Regions from separate parts of the Homo sapiens genome. Here region 2 is linked to region 1. A link is a contact called in ENCODE Hi-C or POLR2A ChIA-PET data. All regions are on one chromosome and are shown on one strand. The core of a region is the stretch at or near the end of the contact, and the rest is flanking DNA. Distances in the headings are between cores, read along the strand shown.

What was found. A loop is a pair of places that touch in the nucleus more often than their neighbours do. ChIA-PET counts read pairs that join two places held with the same protein, here RNA polymerase II (POLR2A). Pooled maps may share reads with other maps.
Region 2: a map of B cell shows a loop between it and region 1 (15-fold over the local background). The contact joins the promoter of MIRLET7A1HG here to the promoter of AOPEP in region 1. A Hi-C loop is called at or near these places in 5 of 168 maps with a recorded cell type or tissue (B cell, CD4-positive, alpha-beta T cell, CD8-positive, alpha-beta T cell and 1 more), 11 of 37 single-sample maps with no recorded cell type and 17 of 50 pooled maps. POLR2A ChIA-PET finds 5 or more read pairs at or near these places in 1 of 52 experiments (T-cell).

Annotation. Positions count from the first base shown.
Region 1 is chr9:94,725,295-94,727,994 of GRCh38, forward strand. It overlaps AOPEP (aminopeptidase O (putative)), which reads left to right and starts at 1,405. Exons shown (of 17, transcript NM_001193329.3): 1 at 1,405-1,457. RefSeq lists enhancers at 1,017-1,186, 1,132-1,674, 1,197-1,676.
Region 2 is chr9:94,164,734-94,167,585 of GRCh38, forward strand. It overlaps MIRLET7A1HG (miRlet-7a-1/let-7f-1/let-7d cluster host gene), which reads left to right and starts at 1,525. Exons shown (of 5, transcript NR_170278.1): 1 at 1,525-1,648. RefSeq lists an enhancer at 890-1,454 and silencers at 1,150-1,949, 2,180-2,249.

The DNA of each region.
Region 1 (2,700 bases), core at 155-2,654:
TCAAAAGTTTCATGTATACACAGCAGCTAGCAGGGTGATGTTATAAAACTAGATCCTGTCACTTACGTGTTGATAACTCTTCACTAGTTTCCCCTTACACTTCGAATAAACTCGTATTCCTCACAGGAACCCAGAGAGTCTGTGCATGATGGGGACTCTCCTTGCCTTCTTGATCTCATCCTCTGTTCTTCCCATGACCTACTTTCTCACTTTCTCCAAGGCACCACATTCTGCCCCTTCCCTATTGCTTGCTCACATGTAGATTCTTCTCTTGGCTGTTCTTTCCTTAGCTCTCCACAGAGTTGGCTGCTTCTCAGTTTACTGAACCTCTTCAGAGGGCACTTTCTTGACATCTCAAATCAAAAGGTCACCTGTCTTCCTTTAATTTCTCAGCAACTTATTTTCCTTCTACTTTTTTTTTTTTTTTTGAGATGGAGTCTCGCTGTCGCCCAGGTTGGAGTGCAGTGGCGCGATCTCGGCTCACTGCAGGCTCCGCCCCCCGGGGTTCCCGCCATTCTCCTGCCTCAGCCTCCCGAGTAGCTGGGACTACAGGCGCCCACCACCTCGCCCGGCTAATTTTTTGTATTTTTAGTAGAGACGGGGTTTCACCGTGTTAGCCAGGATGGTCTCGATCTCCTGACTTTGTGATCCGCCTGCCTCGGCCTCCCAAAGTGCTGGGATTACAAGCGTGAGCCACCGCGCCCGGCCTTTCCTTCTACATTTAATGTTTGCTTTCTCAACTAGAAAGTAATCCCCATGAGGGAAGGCACAGCGTCTGTCTTGTTCCTGGTTGTTTCCCCAGCTTTTGTTAAGGGTGCTTGCCTGGCACACAGGAGGACCTTAAATTGTGGTGGAATTAATATGTGAACAATAGTCACATGCAGCAGAGGTGAGACTAGGCTAAGGAATAAAATTGCACATCTGTATTTCAGTAACTTTTTTTAAATTTTATTTGAAACAGGGTCTTGCTCTGTGGCTCAGGGTGGAGTGTAGTGGCACGTTCATAGCTCATTGCAGCCTCGAACTCCTGGACCTAAGCAATCCTCCTGCCTCAGCCTCCATAGTAGCTGGACCACAGGTGCACGCCACCACACTCGGCTAATTTTTTAATTTTTTTGTAGAGACGGGGCCTCCCCAGGTTGCCCAGGCTGGTGATTTTTTTCTTAAGCTTCATAAAGATTTTGCAATTAGGAATACTAGGGTACCAGGGCAACTCTACAAGCCCTAGCCAGCCAAGCTGCTCGCGCCCTCCTATGACCGCGGCAGCTCCGCGCCTGCGCAGATCTCCCCCGGGCGGTCTCGCCCTCTCATCCTAAGGGGGCGGGCCTAGCGGAAGGCGGGTCAGGCAGAATGCGGCCCCGGGCGCGTGTGGATGACGTCACCCGGCGCGTGCCGGGGTAGCCCGTAGTAACCCCGAGTCTGCGGAAGTGGTGACCCGTGGGACGCGGCTGAGACAGGTAACCTGTTCGCTCCCTGTTGGGTCCCTGCCTTCCTCTCCTCCGGCGTCGGGATGGCGGCGGGGACAGCATCATTCCGTTCTGAAGGCGACGGGGAACCCTCCCTTACCCTCACTTTTGCTCGACCAGCGAGGACCCGCATCCCCTCCTCAGTTCTCCCAGACTCCTGGGGCTGAAACCCATCCTGGGGACTGGGCGGAGCGGTCACATCTTACCACCTCAGCTGTAGAGGTGGCCACGGGCTCTGGCTGTCTTCTCCCCGGCGGCACAGACCTTTCTCAGCCTCTGGGTGCCTCCTCCTTCGTCTCTTGCCTCCAGGCCCTCGGTCACCTGCCGGTCTCGGCTTCTAGCCCCACAGGGCTCATCTCCAGTCTTAAGTAGGCAGAACAGTTTCGATTCGATTCATTTCCACTTGCAGTGAAACCCATCCGCCTCTTCTTCCCCCGGAGGATCTTTACTGAGAGCACCACATTTTGAGTTTTGGGGTCCCTATAGAACATTCATACTGTTAGTCTGGAGTTTTGTTCATGAACGCATGCATGGGCGGGGAGGGGGTGGCACAGTAATGTGATTATGATTATCTATTGTGATAATAAAATATCCACTTAGGATCCAATCCACTGTTGAGATGCATGGAACAGTTAATAGCATTGCATAAAATGCCCCTTGTACCTGATTTCTTTTTGGTTTTCGTGCAATGATGACAATTACCCTTGCAAAGGTAGCCCTCAAAATAAGTAACATAACCCGCTAGGGATGTTTAGATCGCAAAAAAACAACAATAAGGTTCATATGGTTGATAAAGAAATAATATGGGTTATTACAAAACCAGACAGAATAGATGCTGAGTATATGGGACGAGAAGCAGAATTCTGAAATCCTTGATCTCATTGATTGTTTGGTTTTGTATTTTTAAAATACTTTTAGTCTGTTCCATTTTTGAATAGTGTATATTGTGCTTCGTATAAGTCTGGGAAGCCTTCCAATGACTTGCTAATTGGGAAGATTAGATTCTTCCAATATTTGGGGGACAAAGTAGAATAAGGTTAGGGTATAATAATAGTTGCTTACTGTTGGCCCATCTGCTTTATCCCAGGTACTGTGTTCAACACTTTGCATATGTTTTCTCCTTACTTCATACAACCACCTCGTGAGTTAGGAATTATTACCCCCAATTTATAGAGAAGGAAATTGAGTTTCGGTTATATGAAATTGACTTGCTAAAAATTCACAGTTAACTAAA
Region 2 (2,852 bases), core at 275-2,774, 560 kb before region 1:
CCAACCTCTAATTGAGGCTCACAGTACCTCTTAACTCTGATATCCAACAATATCCTGGTTTATTTGCTAATGCTTTCTTCCCACCTCAGCCTACTTCATCATTATTAGATATCATTTAATCCTACCCTACTGCTGTGCTAGGTACTTGGCATAGACAGGAACAAAACAGTTTCTGCCCTTGAAGAGTTCCACATCCCCTGCAGCATAACCACACTCTTCCCCTGAACTGTACTCGATCTAGCTCTGGGGCCTGCTCTCTCCTTTCTCAATATATCTTCTAACCTCAAGAAGTCCTCCCCAAATCCTACCCATGGCTTAAGCTCAAGTTTCCCCCCCTCTAGTTTCTTGTTCACTTTAGCTCACAAAATAAAGTCCCCATTAAAAACAAAACGAAACAAACTCCTTTGGCACTTATTGCATACACTAATATGAGTGCTAAAAGGGGAGCTGATACCACCACCTAAGATCATAAATGTAAACGTACAGCATGTCAAGTACTATTTCCCATAGTTCTATTACAGACAAGGACCCACTTTTTTAAAAGTGTTGCACAAAGTCACAATGAATTACAAAAAGCAGAGCTACAGCCCAGGTCTTGCGGTTCCCAGCCATAAAATCTTAAAACTGGCAGAGACCTCAAACGACACCTTAACTAGTGATTTCAGAGTCCTAGCATGTGAAAGTTGTAATGGGGATGGAGGAACTGGGCTTTGGATTAATTTTAAAACAACAAAATCAAGGATTGCTTTGAAAAACATTTGAAGACAAAAATCTTCAAAACATGGGTTGGAAAAGATAACAAAAAAAAGCTCAGGGAGGCTGAGGTGGGAGGATCTCTAGAGTCCGGATGTCGAGGCTACAGTGAGCCGTGACCCACGCCACTGCACTCCAGCCCTGGAGAAAGAGCGAGAGACCGTGTCTCGAAAAAACAAACAACAAAAAAACCCTCAGACCCCAAAACGTCAAGGAATAAAAGTAAAAGGTTGGGCGGACACAACTCCTCCATTTGACAGATGAGCAAACTGAGGCACAGAACTCCAGGAGGCCTGGCCAAGGCCTCCTGGAGGGAACAGGGTCAGTTGACGGAAAAGAGCCAGAGGCTGCACGCTGGACAGCGTTCGGACCTTCCGGGTCGCGCACGTGTAAATTGCCCCCAGGAGCCTGAGGGAGCAAAGCAGCCGCCCCGCCCCGCGGGCAGCGCGTTCAGCGGCCACGTGACACAGCCAGCCCATCACGCGCAAAGGGCAGGGCCTGGAGGACACCACCCCCGCCACTCTCTCAGCCCTCCACTAGGAAAGAAGGAGATGGTATTGGTGGGCGGGCCAGACCCGCCTCCCCCACGGTGGCCACCCCGCGCGAGGCGGGCCCAGCCGCCGCCCTCCAGTGAGGGGACGGACGAGCTCAGCTAGGCCAAGGCGAAAGAGCGACGCGCACTTCAATCAGACGGCTTCACCAATGGGCTTGCGCGCTTTCCGCGGCGCCCGCCCCTGCATCGGCCTCCCGGCGACCGCGCTGCTTTCCCTCAGGCCGCCGCGGCGGCGCCCGCCCGCGCCTCCATCCGGGTCCTGGCGCGGTGCTCTCCCGGCAGCGACGGGCGCGAGGGCCGGGGCATTCCCACGGCCGCGACGGCCCTCTCCGCGAGCGCGAGGTGGGTATGGCGGACGCGGCAGCGAGCGCGGGTCCGTCGCCATTTTATTTCGCGGAGACTCGCGGCAGCGGGTGGGCAGAATGGGAGAGCCGTGCGCCGGCCCGCGCCTGTCCGGCTAACGCGGGCTGGGACTGGTGGGGCGGCCTGCCCCCTCCAGCGGGCGGGTGGCCCCGGGGGGCCGGCGGGCTGCTAGCGGAAGTCGCGGGCGCTCGGGGCACGGGGGAGGGGTGCCGCGTGGCCGCCGCGGGGCCGGCTCCAACCCCCTCCGCTTCCCGCCCAGCTCCTCACCGACAGGGCGGGGGAGGGGGGGTCATTCTTCACATTCCTTACCCCGCCCTTCCCCCCGCTTCAATCAAACTTGGGGCGGGCGGAAGGCCCGCCTTCCGGCCGGCGCCTGTTGGCCGGCGCCGCCTCTGACTGTGGCGTGACTGGTTGTAGGCGCCGCCAGGTGCCTCTGACGTCACTTCCGCTATCAAGTTTGTGGGCCGGGGAGACCTTGGCCTTGGGGGTTGGGATGAAGGAGGGAAGGTAGGAAGTGCGAGGGGCGGGGGGACAGGGCGGGAAGGCGCGGGCGGGGAGGGCGGGAGAGTCGTGGCTGGCTGCATGCCCCTGCTCCCCGCGGCCAAGTGCAGCCTCCCTTCCTGAAGCAGCTGCTGCGGCTGGAGGTCCGCTGCGGCAGCCGTCCTTGGCGAGGGGGAGGGGAACGCGGGAGCGGGAGGAAATCGTATCCCGGGGGACGGGGCTTGGAGATTTGCGACTCGGTGTCACCGGAAACAGCGCTGGCCTTTTGAGTCGACGCTGCAAACTCTTGGAACCGAGTGCCTCTCAGAAGGCTTGCTAATAAACTTCCCGGGCGGGCTCTAGTGTGAGGAATGTGGTAACCTGTATGTCCTTGGCCAGTAATGCCCTTCGGTCTTTCAACTTTTTACAGTAGATTCTGTGTCAGAGGTAATGGTATGTATTCTTCAACTTACCGGTTTTTAAAAAATTGACTAACGAGAGGGCGGGCAGACAGGAAAAAGGCAGGGAAGACAGTGAATGTTAAAATTTTGAGGTAAATCAGGAGACTGGTTGAGTTTTGCTTTTTAACTTCATTGATAATACTGCTTTCTTGGCATACAGTTCCTAAAGTTAAAGCATCATGTGGCATTCCTTTGCATTTATTTCTGTTGGCCTGAAGTATAAGAACATTGAATGTCAAATT